Regions from separate parts of the Homo sapiens genome. Here region 2 is linked to region 1. Evidence: chromatin loops called from intact Hi-C (ENCODE). Cell type or tissue: K562. All regions are shown on one strand.

Region 1 (8,000 bases):
TAGGTCTCAGAATCATGCCCCAATCCAATCTATTCTACACTGAAGCCAAATCTTCATGAAAACATGATACTCCTCGATATTTCTTTGCCTGGCATTCGAGGCCTTCCATGCTCTGACTTTACCTTCATCTCAATGTTATTCCTACTTTTTCCCCATCAAATATGTTCGTTGGATAAATGCTTAAACCTCTGCATCTTTTCCTTCTGCCTGGAATATACCCATGATTGTGGCTATATTTCAGTTTTGTAAAATTCCATCCTTCCTTCAAGGTCCAACTCAAATGCCATCTCCTCCATGAAGGCTCTCCCAATCACCTTACCAAGAAGGTGTAAGCTGCCGTGTGAGTGAGATGGATTCTAGGATGGTACAGAATCAGTTCATTAAACCAACTCATAACTGGAAGAGGCATAACATTTGCAGGCTCCTATCAATATTGATTTGACCATTCACTGAAATTTATACATCTGAGCCAAGGATAGATTAATAAAAGGGACGTGACTCACACAAAGAACCAAAATCTCCATTATGTATTCAAAATTTCCCAGAAAGATATGAGGGACAAAGGAAATTTGGTCACAAGAAAGCAGAATAGAGTTCTACCCTATTAATGGTAGACTAGAGTTCATTGGGTTTTTACAGAGGTTGGATGAATGACCCACCTTTGCAGTCAGTGTCCTATCAGAGGGCAGAAACCAGAACGTAATTTGAATAAATTAAATTTTAAGAAGTTGACTACTGGCCGGGTGTGGTGGCTCATGCCTGTAATCCCAACACTTTGGGAGGCCGGAGCGGGTGGATCACTTGATGTCAGGAGTTCGAGACCAGCCTGGCCAACATGATGAAACCCTCTCTCTACTAAAAATATAAAAAAATTAGCCGGGCATAGTGGTGTGCACCTGTAATCCCAGCTACTTGGGGGGCTGAGACAGGAGAATCGCTTGAACCCAGGAGGCGGAGGTTGCAGTGAGCCGAGATGGCGCCACTGCACTACAGCATGGGTGAAAGAGCAAGACTTCATCTCAGAAAAAAAGAAAAAAAAAAAAAGTTGACTGCAGCAGAGGATTAACTATAAAGGGAGAACCCTAGGGATGAGTGAATATACCCAGCGAGGGAACAAAGTTGGAAAAGAGGGCCCCTTCCCAAAGGTAGGATTCAGACCTCACTGGAGAAGTTCACCGGAGAGAGGAGAGGTTCCTGAGTTGATTGAGGCCATAACTGTCCCACAGCTGGTCTGAGCAAAGGCTGGCAAACTAGAATTTCAGCTAGAGCTCGCAAGCAGGAAACTGCCTATTGGGGTGCAGGCTGGCAGAGGCTGGCAAGCTGGGAACCATGGCTGGGAATTACTGGGAAACTGCCCTCTAGGGTTTAAGGGGAAAGCCACCCACAAAAGGTGCCACACCTAGGAAGTCGCTGTAAAGCCACCTGAGGAGACGATGGATGGAGATCTCCACAAGGGAGTGGCTGTGTTCTGGCCACCAGATGCTGCTGGAGGCCACACCTGCTGCAGGAGCATGGTCTGCAGGAGCCTGCTAGGAGGAGCACAGTGGGTGAGGCGGTGGCTCATGCCTGTAATCCCAGCACTCTGGGAGGTCGAGGCAGGCGGATCACTTGTGGTCAGGAGTTCGAGACCAGCCTGGCCAACATGGTGAAATGCTGTCTGTATTAAAAATACAAAAATTACCCGGGCATGGTGGCAGGCATCTGTAGTCCCAGCTACTCGGGAGGCAGAGGCACTAGAATCACTTGAACCCGGGAGGTGGAGGTTGCGGGGGGCCGGGATTGCACCACTGTTCTCCAGCCCTGGGGACAGAGCCAGACTCTGTCTCGAAAATATAAAATAAAATAAAATATAAAATAAAATAAAATAATAGAAAAGTAAAATCCTGCTAGGAGGGGCACAGTGGATGAATTCGAAAGAGGAAACACTTCTCCTTACAGTGTCCCTCCAGCGCCCTCTACTGATAAAGTTTAGCATCGTGCCAGCTGCAAAGGAGAGATGCTGGTAGAGACTGGCTCCAGAACAGTGGGTTTCCAGCTGAACAGGCAACCAGGAGTGGATTTGGAGCTGAGAGACAACAAATTGATAACTGGAACACTGCCAAATCATTTCCTCCTATATTCTTCTTTTTCCATTCATAAGTCAAAATGGATTTGTTAGTCCATTCCCAAATTCCTAAATCCCAGGGTTTCTCTAGACACCACCATCAAAGAATTCCAAGGTAATAAAATAAACTTATTGAGGCTTGCTCTAGGATAGGTGTTTACATACATTATCTCCCTGCTGCAGTGGTAACATAGTGAGTGCTATACTTTTGGTAAGCTGTCTATAAGTACTTGCTACTACTCTTATTATTTATTTATTTTTAAGGAGTCTCACTCTGTCACCCAGGCTGGAGTGCAGCGGCGCAATCTCGGCTCACTGCAACCTCCGCCTCCCGGGTTCAAGCGATTCTTCTGCCTCAGCCTCACTAGTAGCTGGGATTACAGGCGTCCACTATCACTCCCGGCTAAGTTTTGTATTTTTAGTAGAGACGGAGTTTCACCATATTGGCCAGGCTAGTCTTGAACTCCTGACCTCGTGATTCGGCTGCCTCAGCCTCCTAAAATGCTGGGATTACAGGCATGAGCCACCGCGCCCGGCCGTTATTCTTACTTTACAATATGAGAAAACTGAAGTTCAAGAACTCACAACTAGTAAGTGATGAATCTAAAACTCTGAATGTAAGATCATTTGACTAGAATATTGGTGCTCTAGTCACTAACTCAGGACGAACTTTTCACAAAGGGACTAATTTTTTGATGTGATGTGCTAAGAAATTCCAAGTTCTAAGCTGAAAATGTGGTGCCTCAACTAAGGTCCTGCCTTTGAGAAATCCTGCAGGCATTCAACTATTGCTTTTTGGATGACACATATTTTTTGTAAATGTCTAAAAAATGCAATAGAAGTTAAGCTTTTCTCTTTAACTTTCATTGTGAGTGTGCTCAGAATCTAGCTGTATTCACATCTCTAGTTCTGGGTGATTCTATTAGCCTAGCATTTATGGAGTGCTGAGTAAATGCTAGACACTGTGCTAAGTGCTCTGCATGGCTTTACCTCTATAATCCTTGCCACAACCCAGAGGACAGGCTATTTTCCAGATGAGGAAACTGAAGACGGGAGGGGTTCAATAACTTCACCAAAGTCATCATCTAAGCGGTGACACTGGTATTTTAGTCCAAATAAGTCTTACTCCAGGACTCAACTTTTTTTTTCTTTTTTTAGACAGGGTCTCACTCTGACACCCAGGCTGGAGTACACGATCTCGGCTCACTGCAACCTCCACCCTCCTGGGTTCAAGTGATTCTCCTGCCTCAGACTCCCAAGTAGCTGGGATGATAGGCATATGCCATCACACCTGGGTAATTTTTGTAACTTTAGTAGAGACAGGGTTTCACCATGTTGGCCAGGCTGGTCTGGAACCCCTGACCCCAATTGATCCACCCTCCTTGGCCTCCCAAAGTGCTGGGATTACAGGCATGAGCCACCGCGCCTGGCCGGCTCAACATCTTGACCATGCCATGAGGCCAGGGCCCAATCTAGTCACCTTTTGCTTCCCCTCTGATGTACAGTTTTCTTTGTTTCCAATACTTTAGATATTTAAGCTTTAAAAATATAAAATGAGGCTAATATATTTTTCAGCTGCTTTCAATTAATAAAGGAAATTGCTCCTTTGAGATTATTAGGCTGTTTTAAGAATGTCAGGCAATTTTATAGGGAGCAGCCTATTTCTAATTCTTTTAGATTAGCAGAGGAAGAGCCGCTGATATGTTGCCCCCTGCCCGTTCTCACTGATTCTGGGTGAAGTAGTGCAGATATGTGGGTACATGCCATGAGCAATTTGTGATTGTCTAGGACAAGGATAGCAGCTGCTACAGTATTTTTGGTGGATTGATCTTTCATTGCCTTGCTTCTTACCCTGGGTCAGCTTGCTGGGAGCATCACATCTACAGAGTGGCTTTTATGAAACTCGAGCAGTGAGTTCACTTGTGCTTCCCTCTTATGTTTAACAAAAATATATCTCATGCCCATTTCTGTGACACTCAAACTAGAATACAACTTATGTAACTACTGAAAGCAAAACCTATTTAAATATTGACTTCTTAAATACTTGCTTCACTTAGCATTTTTTAAATTCGATTTAATTAAATAATCTCATGTATAGAATATGACTATCATGCCAAAGCTATCTGATGGTAAAAAAGATGGGAACACAAAAAAAAGAAGGTTAATAGTGTAATATCCCATAATATTGGTTTACTTAATTTGATTTTATAAAATAAAATTAAACATATGTAGGTCTACTTTTAGATAAAAAATATTCCTAAGGGCCTTCTATAGACCTCTCAATCCATGGACATCTGTCAATTATAAAATCTTCCTAAGTTTTAAGGCAGCTGCATGGCTAGGTCTAATGGCTGTCCAGGAGTTCCTGATGTACCATAAGGAGGATTTCAGAAACTTGTAGATCTCACCGAGTCATGACAGCAATTATAAACGGTTGACAATTACTGTTCTAATGAATGGACATTCACCTTTCATAAGCTTCCCAATTCTTATGCTTCTCTGTATAAACCCCTCCTTCCTGTTCACCTGTTACACCACATGGTGGCAGCCTTGTCTCTCATTTCCTTTTCTGTATGTTCACAATAGGGATCTTGACTGCTGCTGTAGGTATCCAGTTAGGGAAAAAAGGAAAGGAGAATCCTCAGAAACCAAATAGGCAGAACCATGCCCTGGAGGAAACTAGTAGAAAAAGTGGTATTTTCCTTATTTGTAAAACTGAATTAGGTGATTTGTAAAGTTCCGTCTAGCTTTAATTCATGATTCAAAGCTGAATTGATAGCAAAGTTGAACCTGCTAAGATTGGGCTTACACGTGAGAAGAGGCTGGTGGGCCAAAAACTTCATGGGCAAGCTCAGCAGGCACATTCCAGAGAGTGGTGAAATAGTAAGAGAAAGTGCAGGCTGAGGACGCTTCCAGCATTTTCCAAATGAAAGGTATGAAAATAACGACCTCATCAAAACTCTTTGAAAGTATGAAGGTCTCCAGGACAAAAAAAAATTAAGAAAGATTATGATGGAATTTATGAATGAGCTAGAAAACACTGGTTCTGTGTTTAATTTCCATACCCTAGAAAATGTGCTAAAACCAACTCTTACGCATAAAACTGCCATCTCAGAAGAAAATTAGCATCAACTTCTAGTGTAAGCAACTCTGCTTAGAGGAGAAATATACTACCACCCCCATCCAACTAAGGCATAGTTTCAGGGGGAAAAAATTACTGATCAACAATATTGTAACTCCTCTGGAGAAAAAAATAAGTTAAAAGAAAGGTAGCCATCTGCATAATGTCTAAAAAAAGGGGGAGATGGAGAAGAATTTTGTCTTCTGCAATATTGTTCAGGAGAGAAAGTCATGTTCACTTTGCCTACAGATTTTGTCCATTTGAGATCTGTGTACTTTTAAATAAGATACTATCCTTGTTTGATAATGCTTGCCACTGAAAATATTCAAGTATTTTTCCACGGATGAATTTCCTGATCACTGATGATTTTTGTGATGGAGAAAATATCTTAGCTTCAGTATTTATTTGGAGACGATGTAATCAAGTGTTTCAGAGCAGAAGTTTTAGAATCAGACAAAGCAAGTTCAAATTGTTGTCCTGACACTTGCCCAAGTTACTCAACCTAAAACTTTTCCTCATCTTTGTGGAGATACAAATGTAACACATAGGGTTGCTTCTGAGACAATGAATATAAAGTGCTGAGCCCAGTTGCTGGCACGTGGTAGATATATGACAAATGGCAGATAGTGATACTAATGACCAATTATTTCATTGAAGTTTTATTAGTTTTGATGGATATTTTTAATTGATTTCATTGTGTTTTTCAGACAATACCATCATGTACTAATAAAAATCACTTAACTCTGCTTTTATTAGTTACTAATCTATCAGTTTTTTTTCTTATCTTACTGTATTGGCTAGAACTTCTAGAACAAACAAGGAGAAATAATGGTGATCAGAGAAATCTTTGTCTTAGCTTTACTTTAACGAATGTGCTGCATTGACAAATAATACAACAGGAAAGACATCACAAATGACCCAAAGTCTCACTTTTCACCTATCCCATCCCCCTGCATCACATCAAAAGAAAACACTATCCTGAATTGGGTGTTTATATCTTACTTTCTGAAAATTTATTTTTCTGAGGGTTTTTTTGCATTGCTTCAAAAGAGCTTTTGCATATATGTTCAGTTTTGCTTGTCTTTGAGCTAGTATCATACTCTATGTAGTTTTTCCCAGTTACTCATCACTCTCAATATTAAATTGCTAATATTAATCCATGTAATTGCTTCCAGCATTCATTTATTAATTTTTACTGCTATATTACATTCCTTTGTATAAACACACCACAATTTATGCATTCTACTTTCAAGAGACTTTTGGGTTGCTTATACTTTTTGCTGTTAACAACGTGGCTGTGAACATTTTTGTATATTGTCTCCTGGTGAATGGGTTATTCTGATTATTTCTAATAACATGAAATTGAGCATGTTTCCTTACTTTTTCTTTACATGTTTATCATATTATTGTGTTTCTCCTATATAATGCCTCTTAATGTCTTTTGCCCATTTTTCTACTGGGTCTTCTGTCTTTTTCTTATTCATTTATGGTAGTTTTTCATAGAAACTGGACACTACACCAACACTTTGGCATTTATGTAAGTTAGAAATACATTCTTCCAGTTTGTGGCTTGTCTTTTCACTTTATCTAAGGCGGGTTATTTTTTTTTCATGGATTAAGGATACTAATGTTGTATAATATAACTGTTTGATGATTGATACTTTTTGTATCTTATATAAGAAATACGTCCCAATCCTGAGATCATATTCTTTCATATTTTCTCTAAAAAGTTTTAAATTTTTTCCTTCTTACTTGTCTTTAATTCACCTGAAATTAATTTTTCTATCTGATGTAAAGTAAGTGTCCTATTTTACTTTCTATATAGATAACCAATTTTCCTAGCACTGTTTGTGGAATAATCTACCCATTCCCCACTGGAATCACCGTATAACCTCTGACATACACCAAGTTTCTATATGTAAGTGAGTCTGATTTTTGGCTTTCGATTCTGTTTTACTAGTCAATGTATTTATTTAATCCTACACCAGTGGCTCATCCTGCAGTCATATAGCTTTTAATGAATTCCGCTCATCGAAAGAGCAAGTCTTTCTTCCCAACCTTTCTTCCCAACCTTGATCTTCTTCAGGAGTGTTTGTCAAGTTCCTCTAAAAATCTTGTTGGGATCTAGACTGGAATTTGTACTGAATGTATAGATCAATTTGAGAAGAAATTACTTTTCTTTAAATATTGAGTTTTCCTATCTATTGAAATAGTATATCTCTGAATTTATCTAAATCTCCTTTAATGTAACATAATTATCTTATTACATGTATTCCTAAGTACTTTGTTTGTTTTGTGGATTCTGTCAATATCATCCATTTTTGTAGTATATTCTCTCAACTATTTGTTGCTAGTTGAAGTAGACATAGTGAATTGACCCTCAGTTTTATTACCAGCCTTTTCCAGAGTCACCACCTGATTGCCATTGTCATTCCCAGAAGAGGATGGACAGCTAAAATCTACATCTTGCAGATTCTCAAGTTAGTTTTATCTTTATGAATAGCTTCCACCAATTATATACATTTATGGGAGATTCGGAAGGCAAAAGTAAGACAGAAATCGGCTGGGCACAATGGCTCACGCTTGTAATCCCAGCACTTTGGGAGGCAGAGGTGGGCGGATCACTGGAGGCCAGGAGTTCTAGACCAGCCTGGCCAACATAGTGAAACCTGTCTCTACTAAAAATAGAAAAAAATTAGCTAGGCATGGTGGTGCACACCTGTAACCCCAGCTACTCAGGAGACTGAGGCATGAGAATCGCTTGAACCCAGGAAG
Region 2 (8,000 bases), 900 kb after region 1:
AAAAAAAAAAAAAAATGCCCATTAGAGTTCCTCAACATAAAAGATGGCCAATATAATCAAAGGCAAGTCTATGTTTTGGGAGTGGATTCAATGAACAGTCATTCCCTAAGCCTGTCCCATAAAGTGGAAAGTGGGCTCTACTTGTCACTTTCCATATCTTAACAGAATTTTCCAGACTATAAACACTAGCATGGTAAGAAAAAATATATCGTCTCATTAGGGAAAATACCCATTTGCTCACTTTCTCTCTCCTATATACCAGAAGTGTAAATAATAGGCATATATAAGTGTGCAAAATAGGCAAAATAATAGTCATATATAACAATATATTTATATTTCAATTTTTAGTTGTTTTTTAATCAAGAAATGCAATAAGAATACAGAAATCCCATAAATTGTTTTCCCATTTAAAAATAATTCTGGCCAGGTGCAGTGGCTCACATCTGTAATCCCAGCACTTTGGGAGGCTGAAGCGGGTGGATCACGAGGTCAGGAGTTCAAGACCAGCCTGGCCAAGATGGTGAAACCCCGTCTCTACTAAAAATGCAAAAAATTAGCCAGGCATGGCGGCACACGCCTGTAATCCCAGCTACTCAGGAGGCTGAGGCAGAGATTTGCTTGAACTCGGGAGGCAGAGGTTGCAGTGAGCCGAGATCGCACCACTGTACTCCAGCCTGGGCGACAGAGTGAGACTCCATCTCAAAAAAAAAAAAAAAAAAAAAAAAAAAAAAAAATCCTACCAACTACTTTGAAGAAATGTTTTAACTTTCATAATAGAAATTGTTAAACAAAAGTAAAGATAGCCTAATGAACCTCCTTCACCTGCCACCAGGCTTCAGTAATTGTCAACATTCTGCCAGTATTCTTTTCTCAGAAGAAATTTAAGAAGGGTGGAACCACAGGTCAAATTCAAGGAGTTGCTCAGCAGAGTTGCCCAAGACAATCTCCCCCCTCATTTTTCTTCATCTCCTCCACCAGCCCTTCTCTGACCCAACCAGGGATCAACTGCTTTTTGTGAACCAGATGAACTGTGCTTTGAACCATCACCATGGCAAATAGAAGAGGGTTTCTCATAACCCTGGTTAGGACATCTCCAAAGTCATGTTACTCTCTAGCACAAGACTCGTATCAGAAGCATCTTGGGATGACTCTGACATAAATATATTCAAGATCAATTTTAGAAATTGACGTACTACTCTGAGTCTGATACAGACATCCCTGTGACTCATAATTTCTTTTTTTGCCCAGGCTGCTTTATCAATACATGGAAAATGTAGTTCAGTCGCAGCTGCTAAAATTTACAAATATACTTCTATTTTGTGATGCTGTGTTTGAACTGATGTTGGTAATGTTACTGTTTTTATGTTCATGGGCAGTCTAATAATTTTTATATTTTGACTCATGTTAGAAATTACTCAACTCTGACTATTATCTTGATTTTTCCATCATTTTTGGTCAAGCATATTAACAATTTGGCTTGACTAAAGGAAGCTAGAAATGAATATAAGAAACACCAAGCCTTAGAGTAACTCAAGAAGGAAATAGACTTTCTGCATTGTTCCAAGGGAAAAGAGGAGACATTGGAACTTATGTTGAACTTGGTCTAGTAACCACAATAAAAGTGGTTACTCTGCTCTGAACTTGGAGTCCACAGCACCCATGGCTGGACTTTCTACCCTGAATTCAGTCCCTTAATGACTGAGCTTGCTGGCAGGCACCCAGTGTCTCAGCTGAAGATTACACCTCAGACCCTAAACTCTCCTAGCTCCCTAATTTCTCATTTTGGTTAAGTATGCCTGCAGAGACGACTTGCACTAATTCCCACTTAGACATACCCAGATTTGAGACTACATCCACTTTTCTTAACATACACATGTCCTTACCCCCCCTTAAAAAATGCTGACCTAGTTTAAGTTGCCATCCAAAATTTTTCTTATGTAAATCCCTACTACTACACACAACTGAGCCTTTATCACCTCTTAAAGTCCTCCAGGACTTTGCAGATATAGTCCATCTCATAAACTCCTTAGTCTTAGATAACCTAAGGCTCAGAACATCCTACGTCCTAATGAGGGTATCTCCAACTTCTGCTCATTTGTTCATTCAACCACTGGTAACATGTTCAAGGCACTAGAAGCTGTTATCAACCCACATACTTACAGTCCTGTAGAGGCAGAGACTTTGACACAGAAGGATGATACCTTGAGAAGTGTTAGCTCTTTTCCACCTGACTTTCCATTAATGACATGCCATAAACCTCCTCTTGACACCTAGCTCCAGCATGCTTCTTGCGGCTTTCTGAGTGAATCTTGGATAACATTGCTTTGCCCAGGAAGGTAACCTCACAAATAGGCTGTTCCTATTTCCACACATCTCAAATTCATCTAGTATGAAGCTTCAGAAATGACACCTGACATGGCAGATGTTCCTCTAAGCATCCCCATGGATGTCATAAACCCTCACCCCCAACCCTTCAGTCTCTCAGAGGTTCTAACACTTGCTTCATGCTAGTGAACTCAGGCATGTTCTTCATCTCTCTGAACCTCAAGAAGCAAATAACATTTTCCAGTGCACGTGGGAGAGGCAGGGGATGATGAATGAAGCAGCAGGCGCAGAGACCCCCACTGAGTGGCAGAGGTACTGTGAGGCTGCCTTTCTGACAATAACCCAGGTCTAGTGGGACTGGAGCCCCCAACAAAAACCGAGGGCAGATCCTAGAGGAGCACCATTCTTTATCTTCTTCTCAAGATTGGGAGGGACACGCTGTTCACACTAAACTCTGCATCTGGAATTTGGGCCTAGACATGCCACAAAGCCTTCTCCTCTTTCATGGCTCTGCTTCTTTCCAGACCACAGCAGCAATTGTCTCAAGAAACTCTGGCCATCCCTGTTGAGGGACCCAGGCAACAAGGCAAGTTTCTGGTTTTTTGGAGCTTCCAAGCCCTCGCTGAAACCATCTCTACCACCTTAAAAGCTTTAGCTGGCACGCTTAGGAAAGTCTTACGAAGTACATAGAGATTTCTTGGATCATTTTCAATTACTAAAGGAAGGTACCAATTGTTAAAGAAAACAAAAAATTACCCACAATGACTGTGAAGTCTTTTTATTCCCCACTCTAGGTAATTTGTTCTGATTACCACCGTTCCAAAAGACAAGATTACACACCAGTGAAGCAAAGAGATAAAAGGGGGAAATCTGTTCCCTGCTGAGGCCGTATCAGAGCTCAACCCGTGTTTGGAAGCAAAGGCAATTTTTTTTTCAGCCCTAATGAAGCCTTGTTAACTATGAACCCTGGGGCTGAACTGATCTAGTGAGAGGAGTTATTTGGTGGGTGGTGGAGGGGGTTTAACAGCGGATTGGTACATTCAGAGATTATTATCATTCTTATCTTTCTTCTTAAAGCAAAAGAACTTAAATATGTACTAAAAACTGTTCTCACTGGGGTATAGAAAGGAATTGGAAGAACAAAATTGAAGTCCATCATCTCCTTCAGACAGAAATATATATGACCCACATTTGTAAGAGACAGACTACGCCTTGCTTCTTTCTCCCCCCTATGTTGCCAGTTCTCTTTGTCAGCAACTCTCTTGTCCTACTGGGATAACGTTTTAACTGTGGTACATAGGTTAGAAGCACACTATTTGTTTACAAGGGGATAAATGGTTGTTGCAATTACCGTAAAAAGCAGCAAACAAATGACCTTCAGGACTTGCCAGGAAAAGCAGTGGGTCTTTCTATGTGTTGAAACAATCTGGGCTCCACTGATGGTAAACACGAGGCAGAGACATGGATCTGGATGTGTCCTCTGGGGAGGGGGCAGGGATTGACACAGTTACAGAATTTGATCCACCCCATATTCTTCCCTTGGAGTTTAATTTCCATATAACTGAAAACATCTGAAGCAAACAGAGAGAAGCACTGCTGGACAGACCCATATCACAAGAGTAGGCAAAAAAAAAAAAAAAAAAAAGGAGCTCAAACACAACAGCTAGGTGTTTGATGTCATTCAATGATTCAGTTATGACTTAAGCGAGCTTCGGAAGTCGTGCGTCAAATGATAACCTGCATGAGAGAACTCAGTATAGAGCTGGCCTCAAGCACAAGGACATAGTTCTACAACTACAGACCCTAAAAAAAATTCATCATGGAAAAAAAAATAATAGAATTTTTCCCCTGGAGAAGCTTATGTTTAGATATTAGATACGTAAAAGACTGAACTATTTGTATAACCTCTAAGATTCTTTCCAGCTCTACAATTCACTGCATACATAAATGGGAAATGTTTAGGCCCAGGAGGCATACCAATGTGTACAAGTATACTGTTATTCATTTGATTCTTGCCCCGTATGCTTTACAGAGTCTAATTATCTAAATGAGATTTGGTTAAATAAAAATTGATATTTCTGTATGACAAGTATATATTTACATAAAAGGCAATACATATCCCCACAGTTTTCATTAAAATGGAAAAATAAAACGTATTTTAAAAAGTAATTGGAGAAGTTTTAGAAAGCACCTGGTTGAGGATTTCTTTGTTTTACAAATGAGGAATCTCAGGGAATCTTGGAGGTCTGTTCCTTCCAGGCCTCATTCCAGGGAGGGGCAGATTTGGAACTAGAGCCCAGGCCTCCAGGCTCTCACGCCTCTGTGGTCCGTGGTCCGTGGTCCGGGGCTTAGGTTGGCCGGTAGGGGTAGGGTAATAAATCTCATTCGCCAAATGAGGAAACAGCGTCATCTAGTGGAAATTTATCAGCGTATTCTAGACATGCTGTTATCCCTAGCTCTGCTGTCCCTAATTTCCCAAGACAACATTTCTGGACCATTTTCTCTCCCCCATGTTTCCAAAGCCCAAGAATCTCCCAGTGGGGCCCCCTCCTACAACCTCCTCACCCCACAGCATATTTCAGTCTCTTCTCTGCCAAACTTTCCAACATAGCCCCAGGAATCAATCATTTGCCTCAAGGGCCACCGGGGCTGTTGTCCTTTGAGTGTTTTTTGTTTCAAGTTTTCATCAAAATAACCCTGTTAACCACGGCTTCAGGCCTTTACCAAATGGTGTGGCAAATCAATTCCATCATTTATGAAGATCCAGATAGATACTGCTTTTCATTCAGCCACACTGAGATGATCCTTGTTTTTCCCCTGCTACCATCAAGTTAGGACACTTTGGTTGCTTTTGAAATAATTCATCAGGGAATTTCCCAGGACAGTTCTGTGACCAAGCATGTGGACAAGCTTCAGTCAAAACTTAGGAGGTATTAAATAGAAAACAAAACATGTAACAAGTAATTATCCCATATGATAAATGTTCCATTATGAGAAAGCACAAAGGGAAGGGGGAAATTCATTCTGCTGAGGTTAGAAAAAGCTGCATGCAAGAGGAAACACTAGATCTGAGTTTTGAAGGAGATAGATGGGCCTTTGATTTCTAAAGAAATGGGTGTGGTATGCTAGGCAGGGGGAACAGCAGAAGCAAAGGTCAGGAGTCCTGAGAGTACAGCATGTGATAAAGGATCAGGGCCCAAGAAGATGGGTGGGAAGTGATGTGGAAGGCAGTTCAGGACTGGAACAGAAAGATGCTTAGATGCCATCGCAGAAAACTTTTTTTTTTTTTTTTGAGACGGAGTCCCACTCTGTCACCCAGGCAGGAGTGCAATGGTGCGATCTCAGCTCACTGCCACCTCTGCCTCCCAGTTTCAAGCGATTTTCCTGCCTCAGCCTCCTGAGTAGCTGGGATTACAGGCACACACTACCACGCCCAGCTAATTTTTGTATTTTTAGTAGAGATGGAGTTTCACCATGTTGGTCAGACTGGTCTCAAACTCCTGACCTCATGATCCGCCCACCTTGGCCTCCCAAATTGCTGGGATTACAGGTGTGAGCCACCACGCCTGGCCGAAAACTTGGATTTTAGATGCAATTAGACACTATCAAATTATGGGCCACAGCAAAAAAACTGTGTTTGAAGTCTCCAGGTAATAAAGTACTTTATTCATCCCAGCTGTTTTGAAGCTACTTTCTACATAAAATGGTTCCCTTATTTCATGGCTTGTGAAACAGGCTCTGAAAATGAATTATTTGTCAATGCAGGGACAGGAACTCAGATCTGTTGGCTCCCAGTCCATTTCTTCATAGTAAAGAGCTAAGAGCATGAAATGCTTATTAGAATAATTAAAAATTTTTAAATTAGAAAATCTTGTAGGTCTTCCTCTGATTTTTGTTCCTGTATAAATCCTCTAAAAGTATTAAATATATGTAATTGTCTTTTAATCATATCCCCCCATCCAATCCGAGTCTGCTATATAAATGAGAAAATAATCCAATAGGCAATCTATTTGAAAGCACTAATACGAGAAACAGAAAATTTTCAGACTAAAAGAGATGATAAAAGAGGCAAATGTAAACCACCATGGACTGAAGAATACAACATGAGAGAAGCAAAAGCTTTGTAAAGATTTCTAGGAAATTCTGATTCCATTGGTTTCATGAGGACATCAATCACACTGATGTTGTTACCGAAACACCAAGGGTTCAGTCTAGGTCCTGCTGCTGGCTGCACAGAAAACCAATCACTGAGATGATGACATGCCAAGGAAGAAGGCTTTAATTGGGTGCTACATCCTAGAAGATGGGGGCTCAGTCTCAAATCCATTTCCCTGGCCAGGCATGGTGGCTCATGCCTGTAATCTCAACACTTTAAGAGGCTGAGGCAGGCAGATTGCCTGAGGTCAGGAGCTTGAGACCAGCCTGGCCAACATGGTAAACCCCATCTCTACTAAAAATACAAAAATTAGCTGGGCATGGTAGCACACACCTGTAGTCCCAGCTACTTGGAAGGCTGAGGCAGGAGAATAGCTTGAACCTGGGAGGCGGAAGTTGCAGTGAGCTGAGATTGCACCACTGCACTCCAGCCTGGGTGACAGAACAAGACTCCATCTCAAAAAAAAAAAAAAAAATCCATTTCCCTTATCAACTGAAACGTGGGTTTATATAGCAGGGAGAAAAATGTAACAATGTGTAAGAAAACAGGAACTAGGGAGGGGCAAAGAAGAAATCATGACGAATGAGGGGTCAGGCATCTCATTGTCTGGATCTGGTGACTTCGTGAATTTCAGTCCTTTGATACTTTTTTTGAGAGGTATGAAAGTCCTTTCATAAGAAAGGAACTCAGATAAAACGAATATTAGTTTCAAGCTTTAAGACTAGAAAGGTCAATTTCTATGTTTATCAAAAAGAACTGTCTATGGGACCATTGGGTCAGTTTTTTTGTTTTGCTTTGTTTTGTTTTTTGAGACGGAGTCTTGCTCTGTCACCCAGGCTGGAGTGCAGTGGTGAGCTCTCCGCTCACTGCAAGCTCTGCCTCCCAGGTTCATGCCATTCCCTGGCCTCAACCTCCCGAGTAGCTGGGACTACAGGCACCCGCCACCACACCTGGCTAATTTTTTTTTTTTTTTTTTTTTAAGCAGAGATGGGGTTTCACCATGTTAGCCAGGAAGGTCTCAATCTCCTGACCTCGTGATCCACACGCCTCGGCCTCCCAAAGTGCTGGGATTTTAGGCGTGAGCCACTGCGCCCGGCCAGGGTCGGTTTTGATGTCAGAAAAGGATAGTACGTAGATGTCATTAAAAGACAATCATGGCAACCAACTCTAACTTGGTTATTTAGAGGCCAGCATTTCTTTCTTTCTTTCTTTCTTTTTTGAGATGGAATCTCGCTCTGTCTCCAGGCTGGAGTGCAGTGGTGCGATCTTGGCTCACTACAACCTCTGCCTCTGGGTTCAAGTGATTCTCCTGCCTCAGCCTCCCGAGTAGCTGGGACTACAGGTGTGCCACCACACCCAGCTAATTGTTGTATTTTTAGTAGAGACAGGGTTTCACCATGTTGGCCAGGATGGTCTCAATCTCTTGACCTCATGATCCACCCACCTCAGCCACCTGAAGTGCTGGGATTATAGGCATGAGCCACCGCGCCCGGTCAGCATTTCTTTGTAAGAGCTTTCT

What was found. Peaks named below come from ENCODE experiments on the same cell type or tissue, not always from the same donor. Only the 100,000 strongest peaks of a DNase experiment are listed, where the experiment ranks them.
Region 2: a loop joins it to region 1, with 4 times the contacts of the local background. A loop is called at or near these places in 4 of 110 quality-filtered maps.

What each region holds. Positions count from the first base shown.
Region 1 is chr6:133,919,483-133,927,482 of GRCh38, forward strand. No RefSeq gene overlaps it. Among named protein-coding and RNA genes, the nearest start is that of TBPL1, 30 kb to the right of the region's middle. In K562, CTCF peaks have their summits at 1,954 (motif pointing left) and 4,649 (motif pointing right); DNase peaks (open chromatin) are centred at 1,979 and 4,649.
Region 2 is chr6:134,818,385-134,826,384 of GRCh38, forward strand. All of the region lies in intron 2 of LOC101928277 (a long non-coding RNA gene), which reads right to left. Among named protein-coding and RNA genes, the nearest start is that of ALDH8A1, 130 kb to the right of the region's middle. In K562, a CTCF peak has its summit at 4,728 (motif pointing left); a DNase peak (open chromatin) is centred at 4,687; H3K27me3 peaks cover 574 bases.